2 separate regions of the Homo sapiens genome follow, and region 2 is linked to region 1. Evidence: chromatin loops called from intact Hi-C (ENCODE). Cell type or tissue: Calu3. All regions are shown on one strand. Each heading gives the region's core, and the rest is flanking DNA. Links, peaks and the distances in the headings are about the cores only.

Region 1 (6,837 bases), core at 2,516-5,015:
CCCGTGTCAATGCTGGCTGGCACAGTTTTCTTAGCATTCATGCACAGAGGCTAGTGGCTAGAGTATTGGCACAGGGCTGTTGGCAACAGTGATCCTCACCGTCAGATACCTTTTGCCGCAAGGATCCCCTGCTTGTCCCCAACTCCCAAGGACTACTTTTGTGGGAGGTGAGTACAGCTTGTATCTCCAGGAGCTGGCCTGTGCTCTTTATGCCCCAATACATGCTAGAACTGTGTTTTGCAGAGCTCTAGTGTTCTAAGGAGATGTTTTAATCACATCACCTTATACTAGTAGGAACCATAGGAGCCATCTAGTTAAACAACCCCAGGATGTTTCACAAGTAGATGTCCTAGAAATGAATTATGTATAATCTAAGGATACCATTTCTGAATTGTATCATTTTTCTTCTAGCTCCAAATAACAGATACCCTGGTTTTGTGCAAATAGGAACATACATTTCTTTTCAGAGATGGAAACCATATGCCCTTTGATTTTGCAGTGGTCCAGAAAAGAAGTGGTATATAAAAGAAAGTGAAGTTTGATTACAACCTGCAGAAACTCTTCTAGCCTTACTGCCCTTCTGTTTCTTTATCTCATTACCACCATTATTAGCATTTCAGACTTTCTTTTCAGTGTCAACAAACTTACGAATATTATTTGTGTGTAGGTGTAATAACATATATAATAAAGACTTCGCTAATGCACTGTATTTCCATGTTTTATAATGAGAAACTTCTGCCTTAAGTTTGGCAGTGTATACACTCCTCTGTTGACTCTCTCAGAGGTGATGTTGTCTTGTTTTTTTTCTATAGTGGGAAAAGACTCCAAATTCTTGCTGGCGCCAGACTGGCTCAGAACCTGCAGGGAAGCATACCTGCTGGCTATGTGGGATTAGCCTAGGGGAATTTTCTTTCTTTAAATAGTTAAAGTGTGATATTTATATCAAGTGTGGTTTTTAAAAATTAAAGTAGCCAGGAGCGGTGGCTTACGCCTGTAATCACAGCACTTTGGGAGGCTGAGGTGAGTGGATCACAAGGTTGGGAGATCGAGACCACCCTGGCTAACATGGTGAAACCCTGTCTCTACTAAAAATGCAAAAAACTAGCTGGGTGTGGTGGCACGTGCCTGTAGTCCCAGCTACTCAGGAGGCTAAGGCAGGAGAATCACTTGAATGCAGGAGGTGGAGGTTGCAGTGAGCCATTGCACCATTGCACTTCAGCCTGGGCAACAGAGCGAGACTCCGTCTCAAAAAAAAAAAAAAAAATTGATAAAGTAAGGTTTTTTCCTTTAGTGATAGAATTATTTTTTTCTTAAGAATATAAGGCTTTTGGGTATACTAACTACACTGATTGGATCATTATACAATGTATATATGTATCAAAACATCCAATTGTAAATAGTAAATGTGTACAATTCAATGTATCCATTTAAAACAAAAATAAATAATATAGGGCTTTTAATTTGCAGGATAAGAGTAGCTTTCATTATATTATTTGCTAATATTTACTTAGCCTTAGTCTTCTCATCTATAAAATAAGGCAAGTAGAAAGGACAGAAATAACTGTTAAATTTGAGAACTGTCATTTCGTTTTGTTTTGGTCTTCCTGAAAGGCCATCTCAGCTTCAGAGAGAACTATGATTTTAAGATTTTGTTCTAATTTTCTAAATTAAATTCCAAATAAGTTATTCTAATTGATTGAAAATGAAATGTTATTATCCTTCCCCAGGACATAGTGTATGTATATTTGAGAAGAAAGGAACATGTCAGTTTTAAACAGTAGAACTTTAAATTTCATTTTCTAACCACATTCAGAAGATTGGAAATATTTTATACATGAGTGGTTTTATATTAGACATGAATTTATATTGGTTAACTATTTTAATGTTTGATGACAGATTGATGACAGATGCTCAGCAAAATTGCAGAATGGGTTTTTTTTTTTTTTTTTTTAAAGACAGGATCTCATTGTATCGCCCAGGCTGGAGTGCAGTGTTACGATGATGACTCACTGAGGCCATGACTTCCTGGGCTCAAGCAATCCTCCCAGCTCAGCCTCCTGAGTAGCTGGAACTACAGGCGTGTGCCACCATGCCCAGCCAATTTTTATATTTTTTTGTAGAGACAGAGTTTTGCCATGTTGCCCAGGTTGGTCTTGAACTCCTGGGCTCAAGCAGTTTGCCCGCCTTGGCCTCCCAAAGTGCTGGGATTACAGGTGTGAGCCACCACACCCAGCCATGTAGAATGGGTTTCTAAGTAAAAAAAAAAAAAAAAAAAAAAAAAAAGGCCGGGGTTGGGGGGGCATTCATATTCATACAACACCAGGTAAATTAAACAAATTAACTCAGTTTACATTTCGTGATAAGGTTGCTAGTTAAATAAAGAAAATGCTCTAGAAAGTATGTAGTATATGGATGTCCAGAAGGCCTTTGATAATTGGACACAATATTCTGTTGACCAAGAAGTGTGGGCAGGGTGCTAGAACAGTTAGGAGATTCATCAATAACTGAACAGTTACACCTGAAGTTTGGTGATTAAGACAAGATTGACGTCAATCTAGCAAGAATCTCAAGGAGTGCCAGAGAAATTTGTACTTGGTCTATATTTTTTGAGCAAAATAGTAATATTGGACTTGTAGAAGATATTTTAAAAATTGCTTGTAAGTGGCAAAATATGTGGGAAGAATAGCTAATAGGTTAAGTAGGAGGTTCCAGATCTAAATAGCCATCAACAGAGTCAAATGTTATGCCAAAACAAGCAAGAACAGCATTTTAAGAGACTAGATATGCTCATTGTTTAGATAAAACACACACACGTACACACACGTACACACACGTACACACATTTGCGAATCACAACTCCACAAAGATGAGTAAGACCTTCTTGATAACAGTGCATGTTCAAGGAAAACAAAAGACTTAAGGGTTTCTATGAACCAGAAATGCTGTGGGGTAGATTACATCATGCCCACGTGGTTCTCCAAAAAGGGACATGCAGTTGCAGGCACGTTAATCAAAGGTGTAGAATCCAGAGTTGGAGAACAAATTGTTTTGCTTTCTTTGGAAACAGATCAGTCCACGGTGCATCTTAAGGCCAATTCTGGCCATCACATTTTAAGAGGAATTTAGTCAGTGTAGTAAGCACCTGTAGGAAGGTAACTGGAGTTTTGAAGGATCCAGAACAGATGAAGGAATTGGGGGAGTGTCACCAGAGAAGAAATGACATAGCAATTCTCTTAAAACATTTTAAGAATTGTTACCTGGAAAAGGAATTTTATTTCAGAGGTCTGGAAGTTAAAACTAGGACCAAGTAGAAGTTACAGAAAGAATATTTTAACTCATTGTCAAAAGACTTTTCTAAAAATCGGAGCTCCTCTGCAGTGGACCTGGCAGCCTGGTGCAGTGAGGTGAAGTCCTTGTGGGAAGTGTTAAGTAGATGTTGATGACCCTTGTGTGTAGTGCCATTTAGGGGATTCCTTCATAGAGTGGGAGGATAGATAGGCACCCTGTAAGAATTCTTGCAAGTCTCAGAGTCTGTGATTCTACCAAAAAACAGTTTATGAGATTTATTGCTAAGACTTTGTATAAGAATGGGCTGATGACCTGATCTCATTTTAGCTAGGCACAAACATTAAATACTTCAATTACATGGGTATGTGTTATGAATCATCTTGTACACACATACAAAGAAAAGGAAAGCAGTCTTGCCAAAGGCCCCATGAAATACATTTGCTTTGGCTGGACTAACTAGAATTGCCAAGCAAACAAGGTGATTCATAATAAAACCTCTGTTCAGTAAAATGGACCCATAGGAACAGTAAAGTTGATTTTCCAGGTATAGTAACATCACTTCTGCTCATCTATCTTCTCATTTGCTATCGTCTCCAACCTGGTTACCTAAGGGTCAAATTCTACTCTTATTAGTATTTAAAGGTCTTCTTGCACTTGGGGAAATAGCTACCTGTATCTTCAGATTGTTCATTTATGCACTCATTTGATCATTTACTCATTAATAAATATTGATTAAATGCCTGCCTTATGACAGGCACTGTGCTACATACTGGAAGTATGAAAGTAAATGGTACCAATATATAGTCCCAATCCCTGATACCTATATGATCTAGTTGAGAAAGTGGACATGAAAATTTTTAAAAAATATTTGCAGCATGGCTAGGCTTTAATAGAGACACACTGCATGGCTCAGTCTCAGCACACTACTTCTACCACGCAGGTCTTTTTCACTTAACTCCATCTGGACAGCTTTGTTCTAAATGACTAAATTTATTTTTTGAAAAGTCAACACCCCTCCAGAATTAGTTAGAAAAGAATAGCTAGTTTCTGCATCTCACTTAGCTCTCGTGTCTAAGCATTTTTTCCAGCTCTTCCCAGACTCTTGAGTTTGAGTTTGACCATCTTTAAAGCTGGAGAGCAGTGTCAACAGCAAGAATGGCTGACAGATAGAGGCTTACTCTGCACCAAGCACTGTTCTGGACACTTTAGGTATCATAAGCCATTTAGCCCTTACAGCCACCCCTGCAGCTGGGTGTTCTTATTATCCCCGTGTGACAGATAAGGTAATGAGGTACAGGTGGGCTAACAGGTTAAATACACCTTGCCTAAGGTTACCTATAAGGAAGTGATAGATTTGGGATTTGAATCCAGCGGTCTGGCTCTAGAAGCCACGCTGCTAAAACACTGTGCCATTTGCCCCTCTGACCGATGCTGTTCTAGGTTTTCAAATATCAGACCCCACGAGGCCTTTCCTGGAGTAATAAAGCAAGCTAATGATCATGACGGTGACCCAATGCTGGAGGGCTTATATCCATTCTCTCGCTCAGTCCTTACCAATCCCAGGAGGGGGATTTATTGTCTCTGTTTTACAGATGAGGAAACAAGGCTTAGGGAGTATTACCCAAGTTTACCTAACTAGTAAATCTTTCAGTTTGTCTATATCATTAGGTAAAAATGCCAAATGAGTCATTGTTTACAATAATAAACACATTTGTTTCAGGAAAATAAAAAGGAATATTTTGAAACAGGAAGTTTTAATGTTTTTCCTAGGGGGCAGCAGGAAAGTCTAAAGGACATGAATGTGAGCTTTTTGTTATTTGAGTGTCATGATATCTTTAGTTCCACAGTTTAAGAGAGATGGTATACCACGTTCCCATTACTGAACTTAGGGTGTTTGATTTCTCCTGTATCCTGAACCAAAGCAGACGATCTCTAATTCAAAGAAAGAACCATTTAAGCGTTAATCTTTCTTAGCCTTTATATTTATGTGGTTTAGAAGTTTCTTCACTGATTAACAATTTACAAAATATTTATTTTTGTTTACACATTTTGACTTACTCATCTCATTTGACTACTAAAATAGTACAAGTAACTTTTTAAATAGAGGATTCTTTCAAACTGTGACATAATGTGGTTTCAATATATCTGATGTACCCAAATGTGGAAACCCATGGCCTGTAAGAAGAGCCTCACACTCTTCTGTTCTAGGTTATAATAAAACGTTCAAAATTAGAGGAGAACCCCTAGCTGCCCAGCCACCTGTGATAACAGTTTCTTTGGGTGAAACGTGCACTGGAAGGTGACCCAGCTTGTTGTTACTACGGCACCAAGGGATGGTGCCTGATCTCGAAGGTGTTTGGTGTATTTATATGTTACATATTTGGCCAGAGGGGTAGAGGGACAAATTGAGAATACTCCTTTTCCCTAATAGTTCAATTCCTGCAACTCCTTCATGACCCTGCCCCTACACCCTATCTTCTTTATCATGTCGTCTTCAATTACCTCAACCTGTGATATCTTCTCTAAGTTCCTGACTCATTCGCCTATTCCATTTATACAATATGTGTCATTTATTGCCTATGACAGTTATTTCTATGTGTGTGCCCATTTTGACTTACTAGAGGGCAAACACTTGGAGGAAAGGTATTGTCTTTCAAACCATCTTGACTTCCCGACACTTATTACAGAGATTCATAAATGAGTTGATGATTGTAGGAAGAAACAAGAAAATGCACATTAGAATTTTATATCAGTGTTCCTAGATGGGGAGGGGGCCTGTTTATGGCTGACAACACAGATTGTAACTGTGACTGCCCTTTCGTGGGGGATCATGGTGGATCGGCAGTACAGCACTGTTAGCGCAGGTGGTCCTTGTATTTGAGCTTGCTGCATGCTTTCCAGAAGAAAATGATAGAAACTCAGTTCGGTCAAATTTTCAGTAGGAGCAATGTCTTAATAGGGAACTAGGTTTCCACCCAAGAGTCTGGAATGTTCAACATTTCTCTAATGGGAGTTTTTACCAATATTCTATTTTATTGACTCTGAATTACCTATATATAACATAAAGCAAGCCTGTATCTTTAAAGTATGTGTGTGTATGTGCATATGTGTGTATATATATATATGTATATCATATATGTATGATATATGTATATTATATATATATATATGATACAGTTTACCCAAAGAAACTGTTATCACAGGTGGCTGGGCAGCTAGGGGTTCTCCTCTAATTTTGAACGTTTTATTATAACCTAGAACAGAAGAGTGTGAGGCTCTTCTTACAGGCCATGGGTTTCCACATTTGGATACATCAGATATATTGAAACCACATTATGTCATAGTTTGAAAGAATCCTCTATTTAAAAAGTTACTTGTACTATTTAAGTAGTCAAATGAGATGAGTAAGTCAAAATGTGTAAACAACAATAAATATTTTGTAAATTGTTATATGATATATATGATATATGATGATATATATATAATGCAATGTAAAGAGGGTAGTTATATGTTTTAAGATTTAATTTGGCTTATTTTATTTTTTTAGAG
Region 2 (6,837 bases), core at 1,838-4,337, 48 kb before region 1:
GAATAGTGTATATATTTTAAAGTCTCATTAGATATTGCCAAATTGCCTTCCCCCAAAGTTCTATCAGTTTACATTCTCACCAACATGTTATGAGGGTACTATTTTCCCCACATTCTTGCCAACACTTGTTGGCAAGTAATAGCCGCTTGTTTAAATGTTATCAATCTGATAGCACTCCAGTTTTAGCTCTATTACAGCTCTGCCACACTTAACCCTGTATTATATGTCTCATCTCACCCTCTAGGTCAGGATTTCTCAACCTTAGCACCACTGACATTTTGGACCGGATACTTCTCTGTTGTGGAGAGCTGGCCTGTGCATTGTAGCGTGTGCAGCAGCATTCCTGGCCTCTGCCCGGTAGATGCCAATAGTACCCCCCTCCCCCAAGTCATGACTGATGCAGATGTCTCCAGATATTGCTAGGAATCCCTGGGAGGAGGAGAGGATTGGCCCTGGCTGCTCTAGATAATGAGTTTCCTGGGGGAATTTTGCATCTTTACACATGTCTTCATGCACTTCTGTCTTTGACGTACATATGCTGAACAGTGAGAGAACGTTAGCTGGACAGGGATGAGAGGAATAAAAGGTTAGGTGGAATCCACTACAACAGGACCAGTGGAACTTGTTCACTGCAAGTATGCAACTTTCCACAAATGCAAATTCCAGGAACATCCAACAGAGGGAAGTGAAGAGGAATGTCAGCAAGGTTAACTTTCCATGGATTGCTACCAGGTTATTACTTGTCTTTCTGAGTTCATTTTTGCCCCAGTTTCGTACAGACAGACAATGAGGTCTGTGGCCTATTTCAGCTGATATACTCTGTTTTGTTGATGGGGAAAGTAAAATGCTTTAGGAGAAGGTGTTAACATCATTTAACATTGTAGAGGTAAACTGAGTTTCTTCTGAGCTTTCTCTGAAACAGGCAAACTGACTAATGGTTGCTAATTTCTATGATGCATTTAGAGTTTTACTGTGATATTTTCATTTGATTATATAGATTTTCCTCCATAAACTCTTACCAAAAACTCTAAGGAGAGATGTGCTTCAAGATTTTTATTGACATTTACCACAATCATTATGTTAGAAATGCAAAATGCTTGTTCCCCGGTGCCACAAAGAAATAGCGCTTGAACATAAATTTAATTCTCTCAGCAAGGCAATTTTTACTTTCTGCGGAAAGGGTATACTCACCAGCAGTCTTGCCACGAGAGTACACCAAACAAAGGAAAAGCAGACATATTTATCCCTTACACATTTGGGTTGTCCTCACTGCTGTGTCCTGCATCCACTGGCTGGAGCCGAACCTCACAGTCTAAACTGATACCCGATTTGCTAAGAGCCTAAAACTTTTTTAGATAGGTAAAGGCAAGGGAGAACAAAGGAAAAGAGGAAGTTGCTTTTGAAAAATTTAAAGAAGTAATAACATTTCCAAATAAGAAAGGGGCATAGGCTGTGAGCTGGAACATGCCTGTGAGCATGTCCAACAGCTACATGCTTAACAAAGAGTTATTAGCACAAAGCAAGGAGGCTTGAAGAAAAATTTTAAAAGAAACTATTATTTCTAACATTTATGATTTATTATTTAACAAGAAGGGAAACTTTGAAGAGGAAACTTTTTACTTTCTGCAATTATATTTCTTCTAGATTCAGTAAATGTTTGCAAAAGGCATTAATGTCATTATGGAGAACAAATCTACGTCTTACATTTCTCTGGGGGTCAGGTGGCAGAGACTGCTTCCAAAAAGAGGCTCCAGTGGTCAGTATTGTTTAAAAAAAAAAAAAACAAAAAAATCCCTGGGCCAGAAGGATGAGGGCTGGTCAGGGTGAATCAGTCCCCAATTTCTACATTTCTTCTCTGTAAAATGGAGAATGCTGAACTGCCCATCTCACTGTGGGATCAAATGGGGAAAGAGATGTAAACTTTGAAATTTGTTCACTAGTATATCAGTGAATGTGTTTTGGTGGATTACTCCAAGATCCTGAAGGAGTGGTTTAGAGGAAGTATGGTAACATAGTAAGAATGTTAAACATTAGGTTTTCAACCCAGCTGGCTAAACCCCTCTTTCCTGATTGTACACATTCATCTGGGACTCTGGGACTAAAAGGTAATGAAAAACACCAGCTAGTGACTCTCTGACTAGATTGGTAGAAGAGAGAAGGCTTTGGCTTTAGGGTGTTATTGTGGTGACCCACCCAGTGTGAGGGAAAGGATTCTTCCTTTGGTCTCCTCTTCCCAATATTCTCTGTTGGGGTCCCTTTTCCCCAGCCTTTTGGGAACAAGCTCACCGTGGAGCTCAGTGGACTTTCTCTGACTCCTCTAGACCTTGAAGTGGACTGGGGCTTTACATTTGCTACGTCATTCACTTTGTCCCACTAACCTGACAAGTTAGATCTTATCTCCCTTTTACAAAAAAGGAAATCGAGGCTCCATTTCTCAGATCCCACTGATAATAACAATAATTAAATTAGAACTGTTTGTTAGGGGCTAGTCTAAGCACCTTTAAATCTCCTAACAGCCTTAGGAGGAAGTTACCTTTATTATCCCCGTTTTGTAGATGAGGAAATTAAGATAGAGAAGATAACTAACTTGTTGGTAAGCAAGGCTTTAAACTCAGTCTGGCTATCTCCAGGGCCATGCCCTTTTGCATGTGAGTATCTATTTTTTTCTAGCACCATTTTTTTTTATTATTATACTTTAAGTTCTAGGGTACATGTGCACAACGTGCAGGTTTGTTACATATGTATAGCACCATTTGTTGAAGAGACTATCTTTTCTCCATTGTGAATTCTTGGCACCCTTGTCAAAGATCCGTTGATTATGTATGTGTGGGTTTATTTTTGGGCTCTCTAGTCTTTTCCACTGGTCTATATGTTGGACTTTATGCCAGTACCATACTACCATACATAGCTTTGTAGTATGTTTTAAAATCAGGAAATGTGAGGCCTCCAGCTTTGTTCTTCTTTCTTATGATTGTTTTAGCTATTCAGGGTCCTTTGTAGTTCCAGATGAATTTTAGGATTTTTTAATATTTCTGTAAAAAATGCCATTCAGATTTTTGTAGGGATTGCATTGAATCTATAGATTGCTTTGGGTAGTATGGACATTTTCACAGTATTAAGTCTTCTGATTCATGAACATGAAATGTATTTACCTCTATTTGTGTCTTTAAAAATTTCCTTATCAGTGTTTTATAGTTTTCAGTGTATAAGTCTTTTGCCTTTCTGATTAAGTTTATTTGTCAGGGTTTTATTCTTTTTAATACTATTGTGAATTTAATTGTTTTCATAATTTCCTTTTTTGGATTGTTTGTTGTTAGTGCATAGAAATAAATGCAACTGATTTTTGTATGTGCATTTTGTATCCTGCAACTTTACTGAATTAGTTTATTAGTTCTAATGGGTGTTTTGGTGGCATCTTTGGTGATTTCTTCATATAAGATCATGTTGTTGATGAACGGAGATAATTTTACTTCTTTGTTTCCAATCTGTATGACTTTTATTTATTTTTCTTGCCTAATTGCTGTGGCTGGGACTTCCAATACTATGTCGAATAGCAGTGATAAGAGTGGGCATCCTTGCTTTGTTCCTCATCTTGGAGCAAAAGCTTTCAGTTTTTCACCATTGAGTATGATGTTAGCTGTGGGGGCCATGCTCTTTAAATACTCGGCTCACCTGCTTATCTGCTAGTGTTTGGACCTAAATCCTGTGTTCTTCTGCTGTACTGCATTGCCTCTCTTCTCCTCTCCCTCCTCTTCCCCCTTTCCAATCCTGCCTCCCTGCTTTGTTTCAAGCTACAGCAGAGTGAATGTGGTACTGTCTTAAGCTTAGTCACTGCAGCACTGAGCCCATACTCAGGCAGGGGGACATTCTTTCTTGGACTGTAGTTATTTTAGTGTAGTTACAGGATGATTTTGTCACCATTCCTTGTTAAATTGAGGTGTTAGAGCATGAACAGTTAATCTCCCAGAATGCCAGTTGTATGTTTCACCAAACTTTTTAGAAATTTTGAGTTATCTAACCTTCTTGGGAAGTGCTGTCTGCCATTTATTGAGTGCATCCTGTGTACTAAGCATTTCCTTAAGCACTATAGAAATAATTGCTTTAATTTAGTCCATCCAACAATCCTACACAGTTGTCATGATTATGCCAGTTTTAGAGAAGGAAAAGGTTCTGGCCAGATCAGCAGTGTGCCAGGTGAGAGCCACTGCTAAAAGTGATGCGCCTGCATCTGACCCAGGTCCAGCTGATTCTGAAGCTTCCCCTCCCCTTCCCTCCCCTCACCATCCTGCCCCTACCATGCCTCACAACCTGCCATGCTTTCCTTCAGCGTGCAGGTGACCCCAGAACTCCACAGGTCTGGCTATCCCTTCTCTAACCTCTGTTTTAAATACTCACTCTAAAATGTCCTTTCTGTTCTTTGTTCTGACAAACATCCACTATTCAGTGGACAAGTAGAAACAAGAAAACCACCATAAAACTTCCCATTCAGAAGAATTGAAGACAAGTAACAGGGGCCTAAAAATGACGAAACCCTGCTGGGCAGGAATTATTAAGACCTCCCTGCCCTGGCAGTGGAGTCAGTTCCATGGTTGGTCCATGCTTCCCCTCTCTGGGTGGGGCCTCCCAGAAGCCTTGACTTTGTCTTTGTCCCCTGGGAAGTCCTTCCTTCTTCTGTACCCTCTGTGGCCACATTTGAAGGGTGTGGAAAGTGTGTACTCCTTGGGGGAGAATGAACGTGGGCCTTTCTGGGCCAAACTGTGGCTTCCCTGGTACTACAATTCCTTATAAACTTGATAGACTGCTAGTCAGTTCCACAGGTCAGTTACCGCATCCAAATCCCACTCTGGGTCAAGCTCTTAAGCATGACTTATTTTCCAGCTTGCATGCTTGGCTCATCTCTCTGCCTCTCTTCAGTAGTGTGTACTCTGAGGTCCTCTGCAGCATGGACTTGGATGGGAAGATGCACCCATACTCTGATCATTACTACAGACCTGCCTGGCATTGTCCCTTGCAACAGTTTACTGAGAGGTCTTTGAGATAGGCTGCAAGTGGTAATACTATTTTCTACTCTTTGGAGCTACACGGGCAATTGACTTTTCTGATTCTCCAAGGCCCTCCGTTTCTGGACACTGTCCATTCCTTTCCACCTTTGCTTACGTACTTGCAAAAAGTCTTGCCTGAGCTCATCTCTTTCTTGTCTCGCTTGCTAAAAGCTGCAAGGAGCAGCCAAAACAAGCTCATGTTCTGGTTCTGTTCAAGCAGTTCTCCTGCCTCAGCCTCCCGAGTAGCTGGCATTACAGGCATGTGCCACCACGCCCAGCTAATTTTGTACTTTTTAGTAGAGATGGGGTTTCTCCATGTTGGTCAGGCTGGTCTCGAACTCCCGACCTCAGGCAATCCTCCCACCTTGGCCTCCCAAAGTGCTGGGATTACAGGCATGAGCCACCACACCCAGCACATTGTGATGTTTTGATACATGTACTATATAGTGATCAGATTGATCAGATCAGAGTAATTAAATTGCTATAAACATTTCTGAGTGTTTATTTTCAATTTCTATACTTATTTTCTTGTTGATAGAAACTAGTCCATGGACTACGTGGATTTAGGCTGCCCAAAGGCTTTTCCCTGCTGGGTGTTCAAAGTGGATCACAGGCCTGTTTATGTTCCAACTTACAGGTAGGGAAAGGAGCATGGAGGAGGGCACCTTCATTGTTTTGGGGCTGACCTGGCAGCAGCACACTTCATTTATGCTTACATTCTAGTGGTAAGAACTTAGTCACGCAGCCACCCTAGCTGCAAGGAGGTACCAGGAGGCTGGAAAACCGAGTGTACAGTTGGGCGTCCTGGTGCCCAGCTATAAGCCCATTACTCTGTAAGAAAAGGAAAACGTGGGCTGGGCGTGGTGGCTCACGCTTATAATCCCATCACTTTGGGAGGCCGAGGTGGGTGGATCACGAGGCCAGGAGATTAAGACCATCCTGGCTAACACGGTGAAACCCTGTCTCTACCAAAAATACAAAAAAGTAGCTGAGCATGGTGGTGGGCACCTGTAGTCCCAGCTACTCGGGAGGCTGAGGCAGGAGAATGGCATGAACCTGGGAGGCAGAGCTTGCAGTGAGCCTAGATCGCGCCACTGTCCTCCAGCCTGGGCGACACAGCGAGATTCCATCTCAAAAAAAAAAAAAGAAAAAAGAAAAGAAAAGAAAGAAAAGGAAAATGTGATTTAGCAGTCTGTCCTACAGAACATAAAGCTAAATAATAATACAAAGAAATAATTACAAAAGAAGTCACAGGGCAATATGCAATTATGGGCAAATGAGTTAGAACAGCTGTGAGTTTAGTGTCATACCACCCATTGCATGACTTTTTAGAAATGGAGCCTGGGGTTCTGCAGCTTCTTTAATGTAGCCTGAGGGTCGAGGCTAGAGGTTAACCATGCAAAGTTCAAGTGAGAAGAGGCTAAGAAGCATTCTCAGTGGGAAAGTTCAGAAACCAGATTCCTAGGTTTGGAGCTGAGTTTGAATTCACAAAGCTATGTCCAGAGTAATTGGTCAGGAGCAGATTCAAAGGCAGGGAACACTATAGTAGTCAGGACTAGGCCTCAGGTAAAGTGGCTTCAGCAGTCTACCCTGAGCCCAAGGAAAACACCAGAGAGAGGGAGAGTGAAGGGTCCTAGCCAGTGTAGTTTGGACGGAGGCTTTCCAGTTCCAAACCATCCTGCCAACTTGCCAATGCTTCATTACAAACAACCCTGGGGTCCTGAAGTCACCATGATTTTATCCTCTGTGTTAAAATCCTGGTGTTTAAAGTTGAAACTTTTTTCCTTATGGTGGC

The links. Hi-C counts contacts between places; a loop is a spot of excess contacts. Peaks named below come from ENCODE experiments on the same cell type or tissue, not always from the same donor. Only the 100,000 strongest peaks of a DNase experiment are listed, where the experiment ranks them.
Region 2: it touches region 1 in a loop (2.5-fold over the local background); 8 of 110 quality-filtered maps call a loop at or near these places.

The regions. Positions count from the first base shown.
Region 1 is chr1:84,831,453-84,838,289 of GRCh38, reverse strand. The region is part of intron 2 of LPAR3 (lysophosphatidic acid receptor 3); the gene reads left to right. Among named protein-coding and RNA genes, the nearest start is that of LPAR3, 58 kb to the left of the region's middle. In Calu3, for the core only: no CTCF peak of the experiment used is centred there; a DNase peak (open chromatin) is centred at 3,719.
Region 2 is chr1:84,878,668-84,885,504 of GRCh38, reverse strand. All of the region lies in intron 1 of LPAR3 (lysophosphatidic acid receptor 3), which reads left to right. Among named protein-coding and RNA genes, the nearest start is that of LPAR3, 11 kb to the left of the region's middle. In Calu3, for the core only: no CTCF peak of the experiment used is centred there; no DNase peak of the experiment used is centred there.